Linked DNA regions of Homo sapiens: regions 1, 2, 3 and 5 are each linked to region 4. Evidence: chromatin loops called from intact Hi-C (ENCODE). Cell type or tissue: PC-3. All regions are shown on one strand. Region 1 has its middle 340 kb from the start of CTSO. Region 2 has its middle 58 kb from the start of LINC02272. Region 3 has its middle 120 kb from the start of LINC02272. Region 4 has its middle 170 kb from the start of LINC02272. Region 5 has its middle 34 kb from the start of LINC02272.

The links. Peaks named below come from ENCODE experiments on the same cell type or tissue, not always from the same donor. Only the 100,000 strongest peaks of a DNase experiment are listed, where the experiment ranks them.
Region 1: a loop joins it to region 4, with 2.7 times the contacts of the local background. A loop is called at or near these places in 7 of 110 quality-filtered maps.
Region 2: a loop joins it to region 4, with 4 times the contacts of the local background. A loop is called at or near these places in 5 of 110 quality-filtered maps.
Region 3: a loop joins it to region 4, with 7 times the contacts of the local background. A loop is called at or near these places in 2 of 110 quality-filtered maps.
Region 5: a loop joins it to region 4, with 12 times the contacts of the local background. A loop is called at or near these places in 22 of 110 quality-filtered maps.

Annotation. Positions count from the first base shown.
Region 1 is chr4:156,292,794-156,297,793 of GRCh38, reverse strand. No RefSeq gene overlaps it. Among named protein-coding and RNA genes, the nearest start is that of CTSO, 340 kb to the right of the region's middle. In PC-3, a CTCF peak has its summit at 3,000 (motif pointing left); DNase peaks (open chromatin) are centred at 3,053 and 3,693; H3K27ac peaks cover 366 bases.
Region 2 is chr4:156,582,060-156,587,059 of GRCh38, reverse strand. No RefSeq gene overlaps it. Among named protein-coding and RNA genes, the nearest start is that of LINC02272, 58 kb to the left of the region's middle. In PC-3, no CTCF peak of the experiment used is centred here; a DNase peak (open chromatin) is centred at 2,729; H3K4me3 peaks cover 1,107 bases; H3K27ac peaks cover 1,299 bases.
Region 3 is chr4:156,524,971-156,529,970 of GRCh38, reverse strand. No RefSeq gene overlaps it. Among named protein-coding and RNA genes, the nearest start is that of LINC02272, 120 kb to the left of the region's middle. In PC-3, no CTCF peak of the experiment used is centred here; no DNase peak of the experiment used is centred here; H3K27ac peaks cover 1,550 bases.
Region 4 is chr4:156,472,770-156,477,769 of GRCh38, reverse strand. No RefSeq gene overlaps it. Among named protein-coding and RNA genes, the nearest start is that of LINC02272, 170 kb to the left of the region's middle. In PC-3, a CTCF peak has its summit at 2,294; DNase peaks (open chromatin) are centred at 1,239 and 2,269; H3K4me3 peaks cover 277 bases; H3K27ac peaks cover 1,899 bases.
Region 5 is chr4:156,674,343-156,679,342 of GRCh38, reverse strand. No RefSeq gene overlaps it. Among named protein-coding and RNA genes, the nearest start is that of LINC02272, 34 kb to the right of the region's middle. In PC-3, a CTCF peak has its summit at 1,957; DNase peaks (open chromatin) are centred at 1,962 and 2,182; H3K4me3 peaks cover 571 bases; H3K27ac peaks cover 1,273 bases.

The DNA of each region.
Region 1 (5,000 bases), 180 kb after region 4:
AGTAGGACATTATACCAGAAAGTTAAAGGCATAACTTCAACTCCAAAGTTTTGTTTTGCTTTGCCTATGTGAATTGGTTTGAGAAATCACTTAATCTTTGTATCCCAGTATCTTCATCTGCAAAATAGAAACTTACACTAAATGACCACTAAGGTCTTCTCTCATCTAACATTCTGATACCAGTGGCCAAGGGGAGGTTCCTAGACATTGGTGGGACCTGGACTCCAGGAGGAGTCCCGCTCTTGACATGTCATGAGAATAAATTCAAGGATGCGTCAGAAAATAGTAAAAGTATGGAGATTTATTGTAAAGTGACACTCAAGAAAGGGGAGTGCAGGAATACTCAAGAGACAGACACACAAAAGGGGGTTTGGAGCTGCTACATTTATGTTTGTTTTTTTTTTTAATCCAAGAAGTGGAAAATTTATGAAGATTCCTGGAAAAAGATACAGATTTCTTGAAACTGTAGTGTCACCCATTTTTCCGCAAAATATGGGTGTTCCCAGAACTGTCATGACACTGGTGGGTATGAGATTTGTATGTTAATGAGCGTATAATGAGGTCCCATGTGAAACCTATGTCAAATCCAGCCCATGTTGGGTCGAGTCCATCTTAGCCAGCTTGGCCCACACTATTTTTCAGGGTTTTATCAGCCCTTAACTTCTGCAGCTATTTCAACAGTTTCCTTTTGCTAGTCATGTGAACCTGTTGCCTGGAATTTTCCATTCTCTTGTGACTACCCGGTATTATTTCTTTATCATTTTCATTACCTTATAAATGGCCTTGGTCTTCCAAGAGACTGTTTTATGTGAAAATTGAGGAGAAAGAAAAATGGTTATGGGAGATAGAGTTTTTCCCTTCTTTTAAACATACCATTAGTCCCAACATTGTTATCTGTAAAACTGGAAGAGAAGAGTAGGCCAGATGACCACAAACACTTATATAAGCCTAGTAAGATATCAGGGATGCAAATATGTACAACTATTCCATATGATGATAAAAGTTATATAGATGCATATAACATTGATAAAGTTATGGGAGGTGATTTAAGGTCAAAAACAGTAAGAGATAGAAACTCCAGTGGAGGGGTCAGCCTATGGACCAAATCCAGTCTGGTGCTTAAATTTCGTAAAGATAGATTTATTGTACTGTTAGGTTGGTGCAAAATAATTGTGGTTTTTGTCATTACTATTAATGGCAAAAACTGCAATTACTTTTGCATCAATCTAATATAACATGTCCATCATTTAAATATTATCTGTGGCTGCCATTCATACTACAACTGTAGAGTTAAGTAATTGCAACAGAGGCTGTCTGTCTCACAAAGATGAAATGCTTACTATTTGGCCTTTTATAGAAAAAAAGTTGGTTGATCCCTGCTGCAAGGTATGAAAAATGTTGCTATGTTTATTTAGGCTTGAAACTAATCAACTCAGCCAGGGTATGTGCATATCGATGAAAGAGAAAAATATATTAAATGTTCTAGATATACTATCATTTCAATATAGCAAATATTTAAAAAAAATTAGGATGGAATTTGATTAAAAAGATATGTTTATCATTAGTTTTTTTAAATGAATTAACTATTATTTTTAGGGTTTATCATGTATTTATAGTCACATACTCAAAAACTGTTTGGAAATGTCACAGTTACTTTATTTGAAATTTAACGTCTATTCAGTGGATGTTATCTAAACATTTGGAGGCTCTCCAAAAACAAACAGAAAAACAAACAAATAAAACACACTTACATTGAGGAAAATGTGGAATCCAAGGCCCTGGATTTCCTCCATATCATTGATATTGATAAGAGTCAGTGTCATGTTTGTAAATCATGACTGTAAATACATCAGCCATGTAAAGCTGATCACTTTACATTGTGATGAACTTTACATGCACCTTACTAGGATTAGACCAGCACTGTATGATTGCATAATCATGTGTTATTCATTCTGAAGTGGCAAGCAGAATATTTAAAATGCAAGTACAGAAACATGTTAAATAAATGGAGAAGAGAACATTAATTTTTAGGAGGTTTCTTCTCAGTTGAATGCCTTCCACCCACCACCCTAAATAACAAAGAATAAAGGGATAGAGTTTTATCTTGCTAGAAACTTCCTAAACAGATAGATAATGTTTACTAAGTATTCTTAGTTATAGTTTAGGTTAATAGTTCATCTAGTTTAGGTTAATATTTCATCTCCTGATATGGTAGGAAGATTTCTATGATTTAACAGAAGGGCTCATCACTGAGTAACAGTTACAACACAGTTTAATTGACATGAAATTAGAGAACATTATTTGAAGCACGAAGAAGGGCAAGTATATCCATCTTTTTTCTACCAATGTTCAGTTATTACAGAATCTCCTGGGCTATCCAGTTACTGCCCAAATTACCTGTTACCATGATAAATTACATTTCAATACAAGATGACCACAAGAATATGGTGAGGAACTGGTGCAAAGAGAGAAGAATGGTGAAAGAAGAATTCAAAGTGAAGGAGAATGGTTAGATTGGTGGGAGGACATGGAGTTAGAACAACAGAAGAATTAAGGAAAGAAAGTAATTACAGTTTGTGTGTGATGATGGTACCTCACTTTGGTATTCAATTACCACCTGGCGTCTGCTATGCAAAGAGTTGTTTAATCAGCTATAACTGTTTATGCTTTGGTATTGACTCAAGTCACATATGCTTTTTATCTGCTGCTAAATATTGAAATTACTTTTGTAACTGTAGATATCCTCAAATCTGATCTCCAATTGCTGTTGAAATTTGGTCAACATAATTTCCATGATGGTGAACACTTACTACTCCATTTTCCTATTAGGTCTTGTTTTCTCCTTTACTCATAATTGTCAACTCACCTGGTGACTGGTGCCCTGAATTTCATGTCCTTTTGATCTTGAATCTGCCACCTGTCTAGTTTTGATTCTACCCAGCTGCTCATATTCAGGCACACTGCCTTCCATGTTTTCCTTTTGCTGCCATCTACTGGAAAACCAATTACTTTATCTCAGACCCTCACTGACAACTTGCTTGAAACTATTTTGTTCCCCATACTTAATGCATTGCGTCAGCTAGAGCTGGGTTAGTTTTCCCGGAAGCCAGCATACCCAAGCTGGTAGATCTGCTCCCATATCTAAGCTGTCTAATGATGCTGCAAGTAGCTAGGGACAAAAATACTAGAAGGCTTGAAATGAAATGGCCATAAAAATGAGACGGTAAAATAGTTTTTTTCTTTCTGTCAATTTTACTGAACATGTTTTTTTTTTTTTAATGTACACATTTTGCCACATTCCCAGGGACCTGCTATCTGGTTACAGAATGCTTACTAACATTAGGCTCTTATTAGCGAGGAGGTCGGTTTCCATGTAGAGTTTATATAAAAGAAGCAAGTTAACATTGGCATTGGAGATAGACAGACTTAACATTTAACTCTAACATCAACATTAATAAGCAGTATTAATGAGGAATAATTAGGTATTTCTAAGTCTCAGTTTCTTATCTTTAAAGTTGTGGTTATATTACTGTCTAATAAAATTTGTGATAGAATATTTAGGTCAAATTATGTTAAAGCAAAATGAAACCATCCCCTTCATCTTTTTCTAGACATAGTTCTGGTCTATGACATCATCCCTGTATTTATCTCTCTTTCCAGCTTAGGCAAATTCTTTGTCTATAGGGAATGATGATTCATGTATGTCATGGCCTAACTGGACACAAGCCAAAGGAAAAAACAGAATCTACAAGTAAAATGGAAAAGGCTCTCAGGTTCTTTAGTACAGACAGAATAATCATGTCATTTTTTTAAACCATTAATATGCAATTTACGAGAACTTGCATTTCAGTGATTTATACTATACCTCCAGGTTTTGATTTTAAGCTTTAAAAAGCCATGTTTAAATCATCAGAAGAGACATAGCTGATCAAGTTGAAAGAAGCCAGTTTCTAAGAAAAGCTCATTAATGGACTCTAAACCTAGTGACATTTGTCAGCAATGTTGTTCTTTCTATTCCTTTGGCAAACACAGTGCTAAAAGTGCTTGATGATAATTATAGAATACAGCTCTAATTGAAAAAGAAATGCTTGAATATTTGAATGGTTACTGGTACTCTTATCCTATCTATGCCTCCATGAAAAATCCTGTTGAACATTTGCCAACTTGAATCAGGACCCACTTCATGTGGAGTAGATTAATTTACCCTTACAATCCCCATGCATTAATAAACTTGGTCAACAAAAATGGCAAGGTGGCAACTGTAATGATTTAGGCTCAGAATTTCTTGGATATTGTTTTTTGTCAATGTAAATAACTAGAATAAAGTTTAAATGCTGCAAATTAAGAAAATTCTTTTCATGATAAGGTTAATGCTCACCTTGAAATCTGATATTTTCAAAACATATCTGCACAATTATCTTATAATTATTCAAGTACATTATGAGGATATTTCATATCCTTCCAGTGAGAACAAGAGTTGAGAGAATTTATTGCAATGCGGTAAAGAAAGTGAAAAAATATTGATTTCTGAGTCTTTCAAATGCTTTTATCTTCACATCCCTTTATATTATTTAATCTCAGTGTCTCAGTCTGTTTGAGCTGCCATAACAAAATACCAGAGATTGGGTGGCTTAAGTGGCCGATATTTATTTCTCACAGTTCTGAGGCTGGAAGTCCAAGAACAAGGTGCCAGCTGTCTCAGGTCCTGGTGAGTGCTCTCTCTCTCTGACTTGCAGATGGTGGCCCTTCTTGCTATGTCTTCACAGGGCAGGGAGAAAGACAAAGGGAGCTCTCTAGTGTCTCTTATAAGAACAAGCACATTAGGCCAGGCATGGTGGCTCACGCCTGTAATCCTAGCACTTTGGGAGGGTGAAGTGGGCGGATCACCTGAGGTTGGGAGTTCGAGACCAGCCTGACCAACATGGAGAAACCCCAGCTCTACGAAAAATACAAAATTAGCTGAGTGTGGTGGCGCATGCCTGTAATCCTAGCTACCCGGG
Region 2 (5,000 bases), 110 kb before region 4:
AAATTTGGAGGGAGACAGAAGTAGAGCAAGGAACTAGTAACAAGGTAAGAGTTTGAGGTATTTTGTCACAAGGTAGTTAAAACATTTGGAGTGAGATTTCATAATCAGCCCTGTTATCTGTTAGTTGTGTGATTGTTTATCTTTCCTCACCCTGTTTTCCAATATATATCCTCCAATATACATCCTCGGGACAGCCATTATAACCCCCTGATGATGTTGGTATAAGTATTCAGAAAAATAATCTATATAAAGCACTTACTTCCACAGTGCCTGGCAAGTGTTGGAGATCATTAATGTCATGTCAGTGGAGATGGAGAAAGTGGGCTGCATTTAGACAAAATCAAGAGGATTTTGCAATTGATTGGCTTTACAATATGGAAGGAGAAGTCAAGGGTGGCTCCCAGGTTTTAGGTTTAGTAAGCTGGGAGAGAGAGGGGACAAAGAAGGCCTAAAATTGGAGGAAAGATGGTAAAGGCACTTTCGTTTATTTTGATCTTCAGATGCCTTCATGTCCTCCATGTGCGGATGTCTACTAGGCAGTATATGAACTCATCTATAAGGGCCGTGGTTGGAGTTAAAAACTCTAGATTGCCTGCTTATAGAGTATGGAGTGAGAAGAGAGGAGTGAATCCTCTGCCTTCTCCCGCCCATCATTACTTGCCACTTATACATGATTCATTGTGCTGTAAGCACAGCTTTATTACAAATAATCAGGATTATTAGATTAGTACAAAAGAATTTGATTTCATCTCTATTCTAAAGAGTTCTAATTAGATAAAATTGATGGTTTTCCTTGTCACTATATACACCTAAAATTTTCTCAAGAAGTAAAAACAAACAAAACGTATAATTAAGTAATGTCATAAAAGAAATTTTAAAAATTAATCAAGGATTACCTCCAAAAATGCCAGAAGAAAGTTTCTTCTCCTTTTGAATACAAATAATTCATTTTTTAAGCAAATATATGTGTATATATATATTTTTTTTCCACCAGAGTCTGTTGGGAATGTTTTCTTATGTGCCTACTTTGAAAAACTAACTTGTATCTTGCAAAGCCAAAAATGAGCATTCTCAATGGCCCAGCAGTTCCACTCCTAGGTATATCCATAGAGAAACTCTTATAGGTGTGGACCTGGAAGCATATACAAAATTCTTTAACACAGTTTATAAAGGCCCCAAACTGAGCAAAACTTGAATATCTATACACAAGAGATAGAATTATTATTATTATTATTATTACTACTATTATTATAGTGTTACATCAGCAAAAGTAAATCTCAAAGACAATGTAGGGTGATTAAAACAAGCTGCAGAGGGATATATTTGGTATAATACCAGTATTATAATATAATAATATAATATAATATATAAATTAATAATATATAAATTCCCCATATATCCAAAACTTTTAAAAATATATTGTTTAGGCCGGGTGCAGTGGCTAACACCTGTAATACCAACACTTTGGGAGTCCAAGGCAGGCAGATCACAATGTCAGGAGATCGAGACTATCCTGGCTAACATGGTGAAACCATGTGTCTACTAAAAATACAAAAAATTAGCCAGGCATGGTGACGGGCACCTGTAGTCCCAGCTACTCGGGAGGCTGAGGCAGGAGAATGGCATGAACCCGGGAGGTGGAGCTTGCAGTGAACCGAGATTGTGCCACTGCACTCCAGCCTGGCCAACAGAGCGAGGCCTCAAAAAAAAAAAAAAAAAAAAAAAATATATATATATATATATATATTTATATATAGTTTATAGGTACATATATTTAGCAAGAAAATAACAAAATGCAAAAACTTATCAACAAAAAAATTCATAGTCATGGTTACCATTTTACAGGGGGAAAAGATCTGTAATTATTGAAGGGCCCAAAAAAATTTACAGGCTTTGGAAATGTTCAATTTCTGAAGTTGATGGTTGGTTCAAAAGTGTCTGTTTTATTATTATTACTCCTTATGTAAATTATAAAATAGGTTCTTAGTTTATCTCTTGAAATTCTATAAATATTGCCTCAATATAGAGGCAATGGAATATCGTAGCTATTTTTCAACTGAGGAACATGCTTTGAGAAGATAAGTAACTGGTTCAGGGATTATCATCGAATGGCAGAGTGTTATAACTCAAAGATCACAATATATCTACTATATACAGTGCCTATTTTTCTTCTGAAATTAGAATGAATGTAGACATATAAATATTTAGGATTTCTAAAATTAAGATAACTAAAAATCAAAGAAAATTTTAAACATATTTCCAAGGGGGTTTAGGACTAAAATGGGACTCAGAGGTCATTTGGTCAATGGAAGCACAAGAGAAGCCATGTATCTTCCCCAAGGACAAATAGCCAAGGACACATGGTTCACTTGTGGCACAAAAAGGACTGAAAACAAAATCTCAAGACTCCTGGTCTAGGACTCATTAATTTACAACAATAGACTGTGTGTGCTTTAATAATATTCTCTTCATTTTCTTTTTCTTATTTCATGGTTTTGTCTTCCCAAGGGGAGTGGGAAATTTGAAAAATGTAAAGAGTATTGAATAATTTTTTTTTTCTTCAGAGATCTCTAAAACAAAGTGAAATTTACAGATGAACTTGATCACACTAACAGGCTTTAAATATCCTGTTTATCCCAGGTTTTAATACAATGGGTCTTTCATAATTTTTAAGAGGTATGTGGAAATCGTAAAGAGTTATTGCCAGCCTGTTACGGAGGAATGTTTTTTCTTAGACAGATAAGAATCAGGTTAGTATTTGCGGTGCCAGAAATGAGATAAAATTTCACTTCAGAACTTGAGCTGTGTTGATCTACCTATTCTCATTTTATGTAGCCATTTATAGCAGTCAGGGTCAGCAAACCGATCTGTTGCAATTACTTTTCTGCCATCTTAAAAACGTGATCACTCCTAAGTGGTGCACATGACATTCAACAGCACCACCAAATGAACTGGCCACACTAATGGCAACACAAATGTACCTGCTTGGCAAAATGCTGTATATTTTTCAAGGGAAATAAGGCAATTATAAGCCTTCTTTTATAAAGTCAGCTATTTTCAGTAAATGGTATTTGACCTAAGGTGAAAGCCCTATATTTGATTGGAGTATGGAAACTCTTCATTTTTTCCCTTTGCCCTACTTACATTTATTTTTCATAGAGTTTATGGCAGAAATGTTGTAGTCCAAGCAGCAAAATAACACTTTCCTTTGGACCTCCTGATTTTCCTACCGTTAACTTTTATAATAACTATTGCAAGTTATGAAAAGTACCGTGTTTGTTTTTTGGCCAGCACTGACATTTATTTTGAGAAATTAAAGAAAGTGAATTCAGTTTATGTATATGCATAAACTTCAACTTCCTTTTTGTTAAAACTTTTTCAAAGAAGACATTTTTCTTAAGACAAACTTACCAACATCCTTCAAATTATGTAAGTTCAGTTTTTCCATATTCGAAGTGCAAAACTGGATTTGCAGATAAAAGTTTTCACAGTAAGTCGGTATTCTGTCTGTGTAATAAGATAGAAGTTCTTGGGTTGCATGCTATTCAACAATCTCACCAAACACATCTGAAACCTGAAACCTGGGGCAGGTATGAATTTCTGGAAGACTTTGGCAAAGATAGACCACACCTGTTCCAGCTTCCAGTAAAATAAATCACAGTTGTAGAAAGAATTGACCATTAGCAGTAAGAATATCCTTTAGTGCACTTTCTCCTTTTCAAAGTGAAAATCAAAACATCAGCTCCTTTCTGCATGTCTTCACTCATGCAAGTTCTTCTCTGTTTTTATGAATGCTATCTCTTAGATATGACACATAGTTATACTTATTCTACATCTCTTAATTGTCTTACCAGTGTCAACTAAAGATATTTAAATTATATCAGTAAGATTTAAAGTGTTTAAAGATGCTGAGACAAAATGCCTTGTAAATCTAAAGTACTATATAGCTATTTGGGATTAAGGCTCGACTAATATAAATCTCTCACTGAGGTTTTCAGTGTTCATGATGAAAAGTTGAAGAATAAAATGACAGAATGAGAAATATACAAGTATTTTTTGTTTTAGTACTGCCACCTCTTGTATCACAGTGATCACCAGTGGGGTTACATAGCTTGATTTCTATTTGACATTCTTTTATGAGAAGTGATGGTAGAGGCCACAGATAATTCATGAACAGAACAGTTAATTTACTCAAACATTTCTTAGGGTACAAAATTAAACAGCGTCATTCTCAAAATAAAACACATTATTCCAAGCAGCAATTTTGTTAAAAAAAAGAAGAAAAGAGAAAAAACAAAGACTAAGTACTAAATCTTTAGCATAAACTTAATTTGTCACAGCAACCTTTTAGGATCTATGCCTCAAATACATCAAAGTTAATAAAGGCATATTATAAAACAAAATTGCAAAGAAATCATGACTCGTTATATTCATGATTGAACATTTACATGATTACTATATAAATCATTTTTTTAATATATCTGCCATTATAGCTGTTACATTAAAATATCTATATAAGTAGAATTTTACTACATCACATGCCTAGGTAATAATTCACACAAAATGAATGTCAAATGCAAACACTGTCAATAAGAAATACCCAGATGATGAATGTAACATATTTAATTACAGATATCCCAATTACTCTGAATTAATCATTATACTTATATACAGGTATCAAAATATTACATGTACCCCCAAAATGTGTACAACTATTGTATATAAATAACAAATAAATTAAAAATGATTTTTAAAAAAGTCATCAGTACCTGTAGACAGTGATTAATAGGTGTAAGTGAAAGAAAATGTCTGGACAAGGTAGCCTAATTTTTTTAAAGCTTCTTCACTATACAATTTGTGTTTTCTCTTTACTAACACCCGTTCTGTTGAGTAGATTATTTTACTATGAAGGAAAGGTAATAGTCAACAATATCTGTTTTCTTTTTTTCAGTATTTCTTATTTCTTAATGATAATACACCAGTACAAACCTTACTACAAG
Region 3 (5,000 bases), 52 kb before region 4:
AAACCAAAGACAGAAACCAAGGGCATGCTGTTGTCCTTAATCAATCACAGTTACTGTTAACCATTATAAATACCAATATTAATGTCCAATACTTTATTATGCTCCATCACAAACATTTTATTTTAAACCTGAGTAGACATTGTGCTAAAAAGTTAACAAGTGCAAGACAAGTAATAGAGGTAAAATTCTAATTCGAATTAGCAAAGGAATTTATTGACATTCAGTCTAGAAATTAAAACTTAGTTTAAAAAATGGTAGTTTAAAAACTTAGCTTAAAAATTGCATGATTAAGAGAGTTGATGACTTGAACTTCAACACTGATAAAGTTAGAGATTTTTAGAGTTGAAAATAAACTATTAGCACCCATCTCCTAGTTAGTAATTGAATCATTCTGTAATGTCTCCCCAAGTAGTCAGAGAGACTTCATCAATACCTGAAGGTTTCCTCCTGATATGGTTAGGGCTTGTTTCCCCACCCAAATCTCATCTTGAATTGTAATCCCCAGGTATTTATGGAGAGACCTGGGAAGTGATTGGATTATGGGGGTGGGTGCCCCCATGCTGTTATCATCATATTGAGTGAATTCTCATGAGATATGATGGTTTTATAAATGGTAGTTTTTCCTGCACTGACACAAACTTATTTTCTCGCGCATTCTGCCATAATTGTAAGTTTCTAAAGGGCTTCCCAGCCATGTGGAACCATGAGTCAATTAAACCTCTTTTCTTGATAAATTACCCAGTGTTGTGTATGTCTTTAAAGCAGTGCACGAACAGACAAATACACCTCCATAGGGAAAATACATCTATCTATTTCATTGGGGGACAGCTACATTTGTTTAAAAATTTCTTTCTTTTGTTGAATCTAAATTTTGCCCTACTTTTTCAACATTTAATGATTCCCAGTTTGACTTCAGGAAAAACTGAGGAGGAATCTAATCCATCTGGATTAGCATGTCTGAAGACAGAGGTATGGTACACTGAAGTCTTCCATTCTCCAGATTAAATTGTCCCTTTCTTTAAAACAATTTATCTTATAACATGCCTTACTGTCTCAGGAAAACAACCATTCTCTTGTGTATGCTCTCCTGTTTGCAAAGCACTTTTCAAATGGATGATCTAGAATTTGATCCAACACTCCCAGTATAGTTTGACCCAGGCAATGTTTTATTTGGTGCTTCTCTGGTGCTACAGATGGAGCACTGTCTTCCTTGGGAGACACATTAAATAGAGGAATATTGAGCTTCCAATTATGTTAAACTGTACTATTAAGCCATCCATCTTTTTCTAATACTTATGAAGTTGAATTATTGGCTTGAAATGCAAAAATGTTAAATCTGTTAAATTTCATTTTCATTGATCTAGTCAATTGTGCCAGACCACTGATTCTTTTTGTCCATCTCTGACAACTAATAAAAGGGTTAGAAAACTATGGCCTGTGGGCCAAATCCAGTTCACTGCGTGTTCTGTAAACAAAGTTTCATTGTAACACAATCATGCTCATTTGTTTATAAACTGTCTATGGTTGCGTTTCTGCTGTAACAGGGAAGTACTTATGACAAAGACTGTATGGCCCACAAAACTTAAGATATGTACTCTCTTGTCATTTACAGAAAAAGTTGTTTACAACTGAATTGGTATATCAGCTGTCTCTTCCTGTTTCCTGCAGATTTAGTGATAATTCATCTGTCTTCTCACGAAGACTGTGGATTACAAGGTCAGTCCACAAACTGGACATTCATAAATAATAATGAATTCATTAATTTGCATTAATTCATTTCACCTGATGTGATGGCAAATAATTAAACTGTCATCTAGCCCACATTTCCTGCTGTCATGAAGAAATACTTTCCTGAAACTCAGATATGCTTTCTGCTACTCCTAGGCACAACAGTTCAGTAATTTAAAACTGGAAATGGCTTAACTGAAATGACTTCTTAGTGAAGCCATGTTTGCTCTTAGAATTCATCAACTTCCTAAGTGCTTGTCTAGCCTATTTTTTCCCCAAAATATATTTCTCAGAAATAGTACTTGTAGAACTTGAATAAAGAGTTTCAAAGTCAAATAAGTTGATGAAATGCTACATTCTGCATTCGATATATTTTGTTGTGAGTTACAATGCACATTAGCATACTCAAAGGTCTGAGAAATTATACAGTAAATACACTGGTTTTAGATGATTTCAACACATTCTTTCCCCACATTACTTAACCATAGAGCCTCCCTTTCTTATTATTCGGAAACTTTGGTGGAAGAAACTTTAGAAAAATTTGTAAATTCCTATGAGGAAGAATTTTAACACAGCCTCAGATGCTGAAAAACTATTTCTTGTGGGCTTTTAGATATTTGTGGACAATAAGCAGGAATAGTTTGAATTATGAGAATATCTCAGAATTTATAGTTCCATTTTAAGAATGAATGTTGGTTTTGTTCTGTTTTACCTGAAGTTACTAGGCTGGATTTACATTTTTAGTATTGATACAAGAGTGAGTAATATCCTCTGATTTTATAAGAGCAGTTAATTACCATGGAAATAACAGGCATAAACCAAAGGAATAAAACATAGTAACAATATGAAACTTTCCATGAGGGCCAGAGCTATTTCTGACTTATTTGTATATGTGCAATTCATTACCTTGCAAGTAGTAGGTACTCATTACATTGTTGGATGAATTAAGTAAAGGCATGCATTTTTAACTATCATGGTCCTACTAATTTTCCATTCAATATATGTGTTTCTACATTACTGGTATGGTAGAAAAATTTCATTATCTTAAATTGGCTTTTCTATCAAAGTGTATAAATAAAAACCAGAAATCGCCAAATTGAAAAAATAAAACGAGTGTTACTCATTCTTCAAGAAGCAAAAAGTCCCATTTGATACAAACAAAGCAGTTATATTCAGTGTGTCTACACAGCCTTTGGGGGCAGGGCTTGAGGATCAATAACCATCAGGCTGTATGATTTTTTTAGGCTGAAATTTAAAACATACATAAATGTGGAGCATAAAATGAGAAATAAATATGCAACTGTCTTAGATAAGGATCTACAGATTTTTATGAAGAGTTGCTTTGGGGAATATAATTTTAGTAGTTTACTTTTAGTTACATATTTGAGTACAATATTTTAGAAAGTATTTTTAAACATACAGTTTAAGTGGACATTTTAAGTGTCGTGTTCAAATTTTAATGGAAATTTATTTGTTACTTACTTGAATCTGAATTGTTTAGTGAATATATGTGGTTGAAGAATTTTGTTTGTTTTTGTTTTTATTTTAGAAACTATGCTAGAGGCTGTTGTAAGAGGACTGTCCCTTTTGACAGGCCATGACATCTGACACTCCATTGGTCCTTAAGGTGAATTTGACTAAGTGTTTGGTTAAATCAAAATGCTTGTTATAACACAGTCCTGTTATGACAACTCTTTTCTTAAAATAAAAACCCTTATTGGCTTCTAGAAATCACCATTTTTCTAAGAATTATTTAGTAACTCTTATTTTACTTTTTATCCTTATATATTATATTTCCCCCCTCAGCATTGGGCTTTGCCATTTTACTATGGCGAGGATTTTATTTCCACCTTAAATTTTATTTTAAACTCCTTTGACAAATTTCCAACAAATTGGTTAAAGCATGTAATATTATTAGCAGTTTATACGTTGGTTTTGCTCTAGATTACAATCTCCTTCATTTCAGGCCTCATACTTCATCTTTATTTGTATCAGCATTCGTTCATGGTATCTTGCAAATGGTAGTTTTTCAAATGTATTTTTTAATAATTAAGAAATGACACATATACATAAAACCTCTTGAGATGGAACCTAGCATAGGATAGGCACTCAATAAAGATCTGATTGCAGAAAAGATGCAACCTCAGGCTTTTGACATATCACTGATTGCTTCCTCGGGAGCTCTGAGTCTTGGTCGATCATGGGTGTGCTCGCACATGTACGGAACTGTGCTTGGGAGCATGAGCTCTGGAGTGTCTGCATGAGTTTACTTCTTATCTCCTACCATAGGCTGTGTGAGCTTTGGCAAGTCATCAAACCTATCTGACCTGAATATCCTAATCTATAAAATAACTCTCATTGGATTTCTGTCAGGATTAAATGTTTACAAAGCCCACTGCATGCAATAATAATTTGTAAAAAAAATTATTATTATAGTTTGTCATCCAAACTCATATTTTAAATCACATTTATATTCCATGAAAATAGAGCATTCAAATATCATTAATGATTATATTTTGTGGTAGTATTATGACTCCTTAAAATCCTAGTTGCCTGTGAAAAACAGCCTTGTGTTACGGATTCTGCCTCTGAAAGTCCCTAGACCAAGCATTGGGATGCTCTAATGGAAAGAGTTTCTTTTTTTCTTCATCTTTATTTTTTTGAATCATCAGACTTTTTACATTGTTCCTTCTGATCTGCTCCTCAGATCTTATAACAGACGTCCATATTTCTACATCCCAGAATATATACTTATCAATATTTTACTATATACTGTTTTACAAATATTGCTAAAGTCACTTTACCATGGCATCCTTAGTCCCATCATTCCCCCGGATAATGGCTGGATTCCATAACAAATAAATAGCATTGTTTTGACTTTGATTTTTTAAGTTACATGAATGAATTATACTGTCTACATCCTCCTTTTCCTTTCTGTTTTCCTCCTGCATCTTATGTCTTAGCGATTTCCCCATAGGTTCCATAGATATTACTATAATGTTGATACCTACATGAATATGTAGCTATGATCAGTGATGTCAATACCTATATCACTGTCATGCCAGTGTCACAGCCAATATTTTACCATTTAACATGTAATGTTTCACTTCATTAATAAATACCACTTTATATAAAACCTCTTCTTACTGATGGACTATTAGGTTGTTTACAGTTTTATAATTTTGGTAAGAATACTGTAATAACATAATTGCCCCTGGCGTACATGTAAGACAGTTTCTCTAGGTCTAGAGTCTTAAATGCATACCGAGATA
Region 4 (5,000 bases):
AAACAGGAAGATAATTTGCAACGAAACATAAAAACTATAGCTTTTATAAATCTTTCAGAAAAAGTCAAACACTGTGCTAGCATTGGGCAAATGAAAATAGTCAATTCATGTAAAAGATATAAAGATAGCTAACAAACTTGTGAAAATGTGTTCAACTGCTTCCTAATTGAGGAAATGACAAGAGAGTAAGTTTTTTTAAACCAAGTTTTATAAGTCAAGATAAAAAAGATTGACATTGCTCAGAGGTATCAAGAACATGGGACAATTGGGTCTCCATTTTTTGGTAAAAATCTAAATTGTTATAATAATTTTTAGAGGAGTATGTGGTGATATATAGCTAAACATATGAATGAGTAGTTGAAATATGTGACCATAAGTCAGGAAACCTCCTTTTACCTTTCTTGGGGTGATGTTGAACGACTTAGGCACCAGAGCAGCTTGGACTACAGGTGTGAGCCATCATGCCTCACAAAGTTTTAAAATTTTCTGGAAGAGACAAGTTCTCATTTTGTTGCCCCGGCTGGTCTCGAACTCCTGGCCCAAGCGATCTTCCCACCTTGGCCTCTCAAAGTGTTGGGATTACAGGTGTGACCCACTGCACCCAGTCAGGTGTAGTCCCTTAAATCAACTTTTTTTTGTACAATGGAGTCTCACCAGCCATTAATGAGACGAAATCAAAGATTCATCCCCACACAGAATCCCTAGATAGGTAAGGAATTCCTTTCTATATGTCTCAAGTCCATCTTATTTCGATTTTTAACTTTTGTTTCTTTAATACAAGCCGCCAACTTCTAGCTTGTAACTGGTTTTCCAAGAACCACCTTTGTCCACTAAAAATTCCTTTTGCATCCTAAACAGAATAATCTTTCTCAAAGTGCAAATCTGCACCTTAGAATATTCAACACTTTTCCCTCCCTCATCCTTCTCTTGCTTGGAAACATTCATCGGCTTCCTCTTGCTCTTAGGATAAAGACCAAAAAGCAAAGACCGAAATCCTTGACATGACTTATTGACTACCATTTCAGCCTTTTCCACCACATTGTCTTCACCATCTGTTTGATGAGACCTGAACCTCTTCAGTTACTGGAGCTCATGATACTGTCTTCCTGACAGGCTCCAGACTTGATCTCTCTCTGTTCTCTATTTGATTGGTTAGTATTACTCATTGACCATACCCTAGCTCTGCCCTGGCTAACTCAGGAAATTCTTCTCTAGTCATGGGTAAAATTCCCAATTAAATAAGCATTTGTAGCACTGTGGTGTGTTTCTCTTTCTTAGCACTAACCACATTGGAATGTTATGTCTTACTTGCGTGGTTGATTCATGTCTCTCTCACTCACTAGAGACTAAGCTGCATGAGTACGTGAATCATGTCTGGTTTTCTCTCTATTATGGGATCATATTTGAAAAAAGCTCTCTGAATGAAGGAGTAAAACATTGATCTGTTTTCTACACATGATGATGGGCTGGGAGCAATGTAAGTAGGCATGAGGGAATTTCCATCTAAGTTTATGATAGAGGTTTAAGTGTCCCCACATTACCAGTGATTAAAGAAGAGAGAAGCAAAGTGTCAGGTTAATATCACCTTTTTCTTAACCTTTATCTGGCCCCATTTTAATGAGGTCTTTCCAAGCCATTTTCATGACTTATGCACCATGGTTAAAGTTACCCTTTTTCAGATGAGTTGTACCCAATGTGGGAGAAGACAAAGTGGGATACTTGGTGCCAAGTTTAAACTGATTTGGGTGAGACTATAGTTCCATAGTCTATGTTAACTTTCGGCCTAGAACGCTTTGCAAATTCAGCATAAAATAGCTATACCAAGCATGTTTGGAGTTTTCTTGAGCCATGTACTGGTGCGATATAATCTATTAGTTTGATGAAATAAATGGAAATAACTTTTAAAGGGAAAATGCTTTTTATAAGTATGGCTATCTGTCAACTTCGTTGTTTTTCCTTATAACTCTCTCTGAATATAAGAGAGCAGTACCGATTGTATATTTTCTCTCACTATCTTCCCAAGACTAGCAATCTAATTCAATTCACTGAGGTTGAGTCCACTAGAAATTTTGTTTGTTGTCTTCATGCTTTTATTCTAAAGATAATTTAAAAATTACAAAACAGATCTGGAAAATGTCTAATGATGTAGTTTGCTGAGTATAAAGAAGTATTAAATTAGGCTAAAAGTCAGGAGCTTTCATTATGTATTCAACATACTGAATATGATATGGTGTTTGGTATCTGCTGCCAGAGTATTGCTTCTAGACAGGCTAATCTGTACTCCAAGAATGACACCCTGTGGCTGAATAGATCAATAGCAGAAAGCTCATTTATCATTCTCTTCTTTGTCTTTTAAAAAAATAGTCATTGCAAAATGGGATTTATATACAATTCACTTTAATAAAAAATTATTTTATGACAAAGCCCCTTAAATGTTTAAAATGGATTGAAAAGGGCTAGCATGAATAAAGAAAACATTTCAATATTTATTGCTCAATGTATGTGCTATATATGAGCTATGTCAACATATATCATTAACACATAGCAATAATTTGTTACACAAGTAGGTAGGGATTTTTCTCTTAAAAATAGTTCATAACATTTCATTGTGTTTAAAACTTGAGGAGTGTATTCATTTCTGTTGTTTTAACTGGAGCCTCAAGGCAACACTGAATAATCTCTAATAGCTATGTTAATATTTCTATGTTTTACAATTATAGAAATGCAAGGTAAATGAGGGTTAAAAGAATTTTCGTTTTCTTTCTTTTTCTTTTTGAGACAGAGTCTCGCTCTGTCGCCCAGGCTGGGGCGCAGTGGTGCAATCTCGGGTCACTGCAACCTCTGCCTCCAGGGTTCAAGGGATTCTCCTGCCTCAGCCTCCTGAGTAGCTGGGACTACAGGCGCGTGTCACCACACCTGTCTAATTTTTTGTATTTTTAGTACAGACGGAGTTTCACCGTGTTAGCCAGGATGGTCTCAATCTCCTGACCTCATGATCCGCCTGCCTCAGCCTCCCAAAGTACTGGAATTATAGGTGTGAGCCACCGCGCCCAGCTCAAATTGCTTTTGATTCTGAGTAATTTACTTATAGCTTGAATGTATACTTATAAGTTAATACTATAACAAAGCAGAGTAAGATTTTTTATTACAAATGGATATAATGTAGTTTAGCCATGTTATAAACGTGATGCAGAAAAACACAGTAATATAACAATAAAATATACAATTATATAAACACATTTTAATACATTAAACTAGAAAGAAGAAAATTTCTTATTTAAAAAATCATTCTTTATTATCCCTGCATTTAATGCCTCATGATATTCCTATCACTGCATTCCTTTTACTTTATTATTTTTCATTTTTCTTCCATTTTTATTTTAAGTTCCCAGGTACATGTGCAGGATGTGCAGGTTTGTTACATAGGTAAACAGATGCCATGGTGGTTTGCTACACAGGTCAACCCATCACCTAGGTATTAAGCCCAACATCCATTAGCTCTTCTCCCTGATGCTCTCCCTCCCTCTACCTCCCCATCTCAGGCCCCAGTGTGTGTTGTTCCCCACCATGTCTCCATGTGTTCTCATTGTTCAGCTGCCACTTATAAGTGAGAACATGAGGTCCTTGTTTTTCTGTTCCTGCATTAGTTTGCTGAGGATAATGGCTTCCTTCTAATTTGATCTTAAAAACCCCACATTTTCTTGTGGGCCCTGAGTGTTTGGGTCAGGGGGAAGCAGCCTCTTGTAGAAGCATGTCTATATAACTTATGCTTTGCTGTCCCTGATCTGCTACTTATTTGGAGTAGCTTGGAGGGTAAGGAGGGATATGAGTCTGAGCTGGGAGCAGCAGAGATCAGACCAGTGAGGGAGTTGTATGCCTCTGATAACTGTGAGCAAGCTCTCTCTCCCTAATTATCCTGAGTTCCTTGTGCAGTCAAAGCTAGAATTTCATCCTTTCTCCTATAAAACAAATATTTTAAATGCAATTCCTGGATTATATTATCCAGATTTGAAAAACCTTGAAAAGCTTTTCATATACTTGCTTTAAAATTCAACATATTTCTCTCTAATTACACTTTAAATGCAAACGAAGTGCCTGCCTAAAGGGCGTCCATAGACTGACTGGCTTCATAGTTGAATAAATGTTTAATTTTTACAACTGATATACCTTGTCCAGAGTACAGATAAAGCTTTTGGAAAAAATGATAAAACTACCAACAACACAGCAAAAAAGTCATTGTAAAGAAAGAGTCAAAGAAGATAACAGGAAATGTAAGTTATGTGGCTAACCCAATTTGTGCTCATATTTTGCTGTCCTGTCTTAGTTTACAAAAATGAAATAAAAAATGTAGTAAGGTGGTCCGTACTGAAACTATGAAAATCAGTCATATTCGGTGATTCACAGAACTCAGGGTTTCAATATGTACCTTAAGGTCCTCAGTGTTGCTTAAGTTCATACCAATAACGTAACATCCAAAGTAGTTTCACAATTAATTTATAAAGGTTTCCCAAATAAGAAGCCTAGTATCAGAATACATAACCTCCCACAGTCTTCAGTTTGAAGCTGAAGGCTGCCAAGACATGAACAGAGCTGTGAGACTGGGAGTATGCACACACAGAATCCCTGTGAGGAGACAGACCAAAGATAGCACAATTAGCCAGAAGAGAGTTTGTAAAAACTTGATCATATAAGCTGCTGACAACCACTGGAGCTCAATTAGGCCTGGAATTTCACTTTGGAATGGCTAGAGTTTAAATTGCCAACTACTCAAATCCACATTTACACTTATTTTATGAATCTATACTGTGGCCCAATTGCTGTAGTGGTGAAAACTACACACCTGGTTGTAAAATAAGGTATGAAATATGTTTTCTAACCAAGGGGAAAGTGTTCTCATCAGCCACAAGGTTTAATTCACGGTAGCCTCATCATCTATAATATATGATGACATCCAGGCTCAGCTGCCAACTACTGATATTAATTACTGAGACTTGATTGGG
Region 5 (5,000 bases), 200 kb before region 4:
CAAGAGGAATAAGAGAACTATGTCTTTTTATTCTTTTAAGCATGTAGAAACTGGTTATTTCAATGCTTGGCACATAATGAGCCCTCCCTAAGGCTGGCCACTACTCATATCATTATTGCCATCATCACTATTATTACATGTCACTTGGAAGGAATTTGAATTGGTCAATAATATTTTTTGCCTAGCATGAGAGCTATACAGAGGAAGGAAGAGGAATATTTTAGGAAGTCAAAAATAATTCACTTAGCTTGCAACCCAGGAATGCCCAAAGGAGAATGGTAAGAAATGAAGGTGGAGAAGTTGGCTAAAGAGTCCTTTGCAAGTTGGGATGAGGCTTTAGACTCCAATTTTGCAGGTGTAGGTAATTGGGAGGCCATTAAAGGCTTTTGAATGGTATGATTGGGGTCTGCTTTATCAGATTAATCTGGTAGCAAAATGCATCTTGCATTTCGTAGAGGTAATTCAAGATAGATACAGCACCTGGACACATGGAATGTACCTTGCCATTTTGACACAATTGTCTATCAGATTTCAATGTTAAAAACATAGTGTGAGTCAAAGTTTAGAAAGAGTAAGCCTCAAATTAAGGAATGTTGCCACTGAAAGATTAATGTGATTGGAAATTCTTTGGGTTATAGTTAGTTTTGAGCCAAAAAAATAAAAATAAATGTAAGGCAAACGTTGTCAAATTGTTTAAGTTTAGTGCCTACACAAGCTTTTCTCAGTACTATTTTAATATCCTAGAAGAGCTATAATAGTTGGTCACAAAATTATTTTTTAGGCCAGATACATATGAGTTGGGCAAGGGATTCCTTTGTTTATCATGGTGTCCATATAGTTTTCTGATGTCTAAGAGAAAGGGTTGGATTACATAAAAACAGAATGTTAGATTTGATTTTCTTTTTCCCTTTACTTATAGATATTTAATTACTAGTAACTAACCCCATATTGCCTATACCCAAGGAACACAGTGATAGTGAAATTTCAATGCTTGGCGATGAAGATGTATTTAAGTCATGACATAAAAATAGCCACGTGGTTTTACTCACTCTTCCTGAGTGAAAAAAGAAAGCAAAACAAAAGAATACTCCCCAAACTCACTAATTCGCCATTGTGATCCCCTAGAATATCCCCTTTCTAGATAACAGGTCTCAGTGAGGAAGACTGAGGTGATGAGGTGGCACATTTATTTTTTTTTCTAGCCACAGGAGAATCAACCACATAATTATGTCAACCTATTTGTCTTTCTCTAATATTTGTATTTAAACATAAATTTGTGTTCATCATGTGTGGCTGAAAACACTGCTATTTTCCAGTTCAAATATGGCTAACGTGATTAGAGTCGTCATGGAGAAGAAAAAGTACTCTAAATGTGACTGACTAATTAAGTCTGGTTTTCTAGTGTGGAACAAGAATGTACTTCCCAGCGGGCTCCATGTATTGGCATCACCCAGCTGTTTGAAGAATTTTCTTGATGAAAGCAAAAACCGAAGGAGAACAAGGAAAAACAGGTGGTGTGTCAACAGCAAAGTTTCAGTGTGACATCTGCAGGTGGCTCTGTGGATCCAGGGTCAGGGAAATTGACTTCAAAAGAGTCTTCCTTGGGATGCCAAGTCTTCAGAAACTAAATGAGAGTGGAGAGAGTTAAAAGAGCCTTAAAAATAGTAAAAAGGGGAAATAAGGCATATCAAGGCATTCATAAACTTTAGAAAAGGATTTCATTCTGTTCAAATACGTCTATTTATCTCTCATCTATCCAATATACATATCACTCTTCTTTTTGGTATAATATTAAAACTGCAGAATACTGTATGTTTCGCTATGTCCATAATCACACACGCACACACACACACACACACACACACACACCTCAAAACACCTATGAAACCTTTTATTGTCTTTTATTGTCATCTCACACCAAACCAGTAGGGTGTGCTCGTAACTCAACATTTTACTCGCCACAGCCCCACCCTGACCCTGTGGTGTTTTTACTAACGGTAAACAAAAATAGCATATGTTGTAAGAGACAAAACGCCCAATCTGCATGTTGCTCTTGCATTTGGTGTCATGGCTTATTAAAATGACATATTATGATATACTTGCTTTGGTTTCTCTGCTGAAATGTTGATCAATGTGTTCCTCAATGAAATGAAATGTTCATCAATGTCTTCTGGTGAGTAATCCCCCAGTCACCAAAATTTCTGTCTTGTCTCCTGAGTCTTTCTTTTGGACAGCTGGCATTATTCAGAATTGGTTATAGGAATCCTTCTCATAAGTAAATACTTACACAGAATGATGAGAAACTAAATTACACTGCTAAATCATGTCTATATTTCATCGCGTAGTACTTAAATGAACAATGCAGAAGCCATCTAGTAACATATTCCACTGCTTTTTACTTTTAAGAAGCAGACCTCATTTTTCTTGCTGGAAAGTGAAAAAATATAGTTTGACAAAAACTGACCTGGAGTAGAACTAAGAGACAAAAATTAAGCATGAATACAAACAGTTCTTTCCAGGATAAAAATAGCAGAACATTGCACTGGCTTTCCCATTTGACTTTGTAATTTGTGGATGTAGAACACACTTAGTGGCCTTCATGGGCTGTACATGTAAAAAAGTTGGCTGAAGGATGCAGACAAAATGGATAATATGAGCTCATCTGTCTCCAAACACTGTTTGGTTAATGACTGTGTAGACTACAATTGTTTAATTGTACCTGGAAAAGCTAAAAAATGACTAAGCTTAAAAATGTCAAAGCGTATTCGCATTTGGATTGGCCAATAGTATATTTGCCCATATTTCTATGCAAGGTCAAAGTTAGGAGAGGATATATCTAGATATTCTATGACACCCCACAGGTCTCATAGATGTAATTCTTCATTGGGAATATTTAATATGCCTTTTTAACAAGGTGAAAACAAAAGCACACAAAAAGAGGTTATACCAAATATGAGGCTTTTTAATTATTAAAACCTTTATTTAAAAATGAATTTGCTGCAGTGTGAAAAATGCAAGTCATGATATGCTATCCATGCTTTTCCTTTCACCTCCTTCCTTGCAGTTGTCAGGTGAGAACCATGCTAGTGGTTCTGGCCAATGGACTGTTAGCAGAAATGACTTGTGTCAGGTCTGGGTTGGGATAGTTTAGAATTGGTGAGTCTCTTTTAATGCAACCAGTCTTAAAGGCACATGTTCCGAATGGCTGGATATTACTTACATTAGGGCCATCCAACACATATCAGTCTCTATGGAGTGAGAAATAAACCCTGTGTCTCTTAAGCTTTGAGATTTTGGGGTTTGTCTGGTAGCAAGCATCAAGAATCCTGATTAAAATATAATGTTACTAGTTTTTAAATAAGTATGTAAACTATATTTTTATATAATTGTTACAAATAAAAGTGTTTAATTCAATTATTGCTTATTTATTTACAAATAGATAATGTATTAATAGAGTTCATGATTTAAAAGTGGAATGGGCTATAGAGTGAAAAAGCCCTTTTCAATTTCTGAACCCCTGATCACCGATTTCCAATCCGTAGGGACAGACAATGGCAATAGTTACTTATATCTATTTCCAGAGATATTCCACATATATTGTATTCTTTTTTGCACAGATGAAAGCATACTATATACTATTCTTTATTTTTCTTTTGGTTTACAAGAAGTCTTCATATATTAGGAGTATTGGCCTTTTGTCTATGATATGTATTGCAAATGATTTTTCTCACAATTTCATCTGTCTTATGACAAATGCTTTTCTAATGAAAAATCATTTATTTTAGTTGAATTTATGTATCAAACTTGGAAGATTTCTGAGATGATATTTTAAAGTGCTTACCTGCTTTTGTCTCTATCTTTTGTTGTTTTATTTCCTCACAGTTAAAATCTTGATAAACCTGAGGAGAGTTTCTAATTATGCATCCAACTTTAATGTTTTCCTAATAGCTACATAGTTGTCTCAATTCTATTAAATACTTTGCTCACTGATTTGAAATGCAACTTTTATCACATCTACTTTTCCATAACTTCTTGAAGCTATTTCTAGATTCATTAGGTCATTATATTGATGTGTCTCCCTATTTGTGTGCCAGCATCAGTCTTCAATTCATGCTAATAACTTCTACACTCATTGCTTCAGTGAAATTTCTCTTGTCCAAAGAAGATGTTTAATACACTGTGGAAGTCCTGGCCATATGTGGCAGTTGAGGAAAATGGGATGAGAGCTATCAAACAAGTAGCAGGTGGTGTGGAAAGGGAAGGCCTCTCAGAATCACTGTATTTTTATTTGTTTTTTGAGACAGGGTCTCACTCTGTCACCCAGGGTGGAATGCAGTGGTGCAATCTTGGCTCACTGCAAGCTCTGCCTCCTGGGTCCAAGCAATTCTCCCATCTCAACCTCCCGAGTAGCTGGGATTACAGGCGCCCGCCACCATGCCCAGCTAATTTTTGTATTTTTAGTGGAGACAGGGTTTCACCACATTGGCCAGGCTGGTCTCAAACTCCTGGCCTCACGTGATCCACCCGCCTCGGCCTCCCAAAGTGCTGGGATTGCAGTCGTGAGCCACCGTGCCCGGCCAGAATCACTGTATTTTTAAATAGTAAGCCTGAATTATTATTTTTTCTTCTTTTTAATACTTTGGGCTATAGAAGTGAGGTTATATAGAGCACTGGGAAGGTAAGCTCATTGGTAGGTACCTACATCTTCCTATATCTTCCCATTGCTGGTAATTTGAATCTGCTGATATCGCCAACTCAAGTTAGGAGTGGAAAGTGTCTGGTTAACCTTTTTTTTTTTTGGCTCAGAATGACTCATTTTCCCCCCAAAAAATTAATAAGAAATATTTCAGAGAGATTATAGTAATACACATTTTTAGTTGTTCAAAGTTCTCCTTGGAAACTGACTGAATCAGGGTAAAAATATAGACTCATAGTTTATCTGGTATAGTTTACATCACTCATTCAATATTTTGGATATCTCAAGTATGAGAAAGACTTTG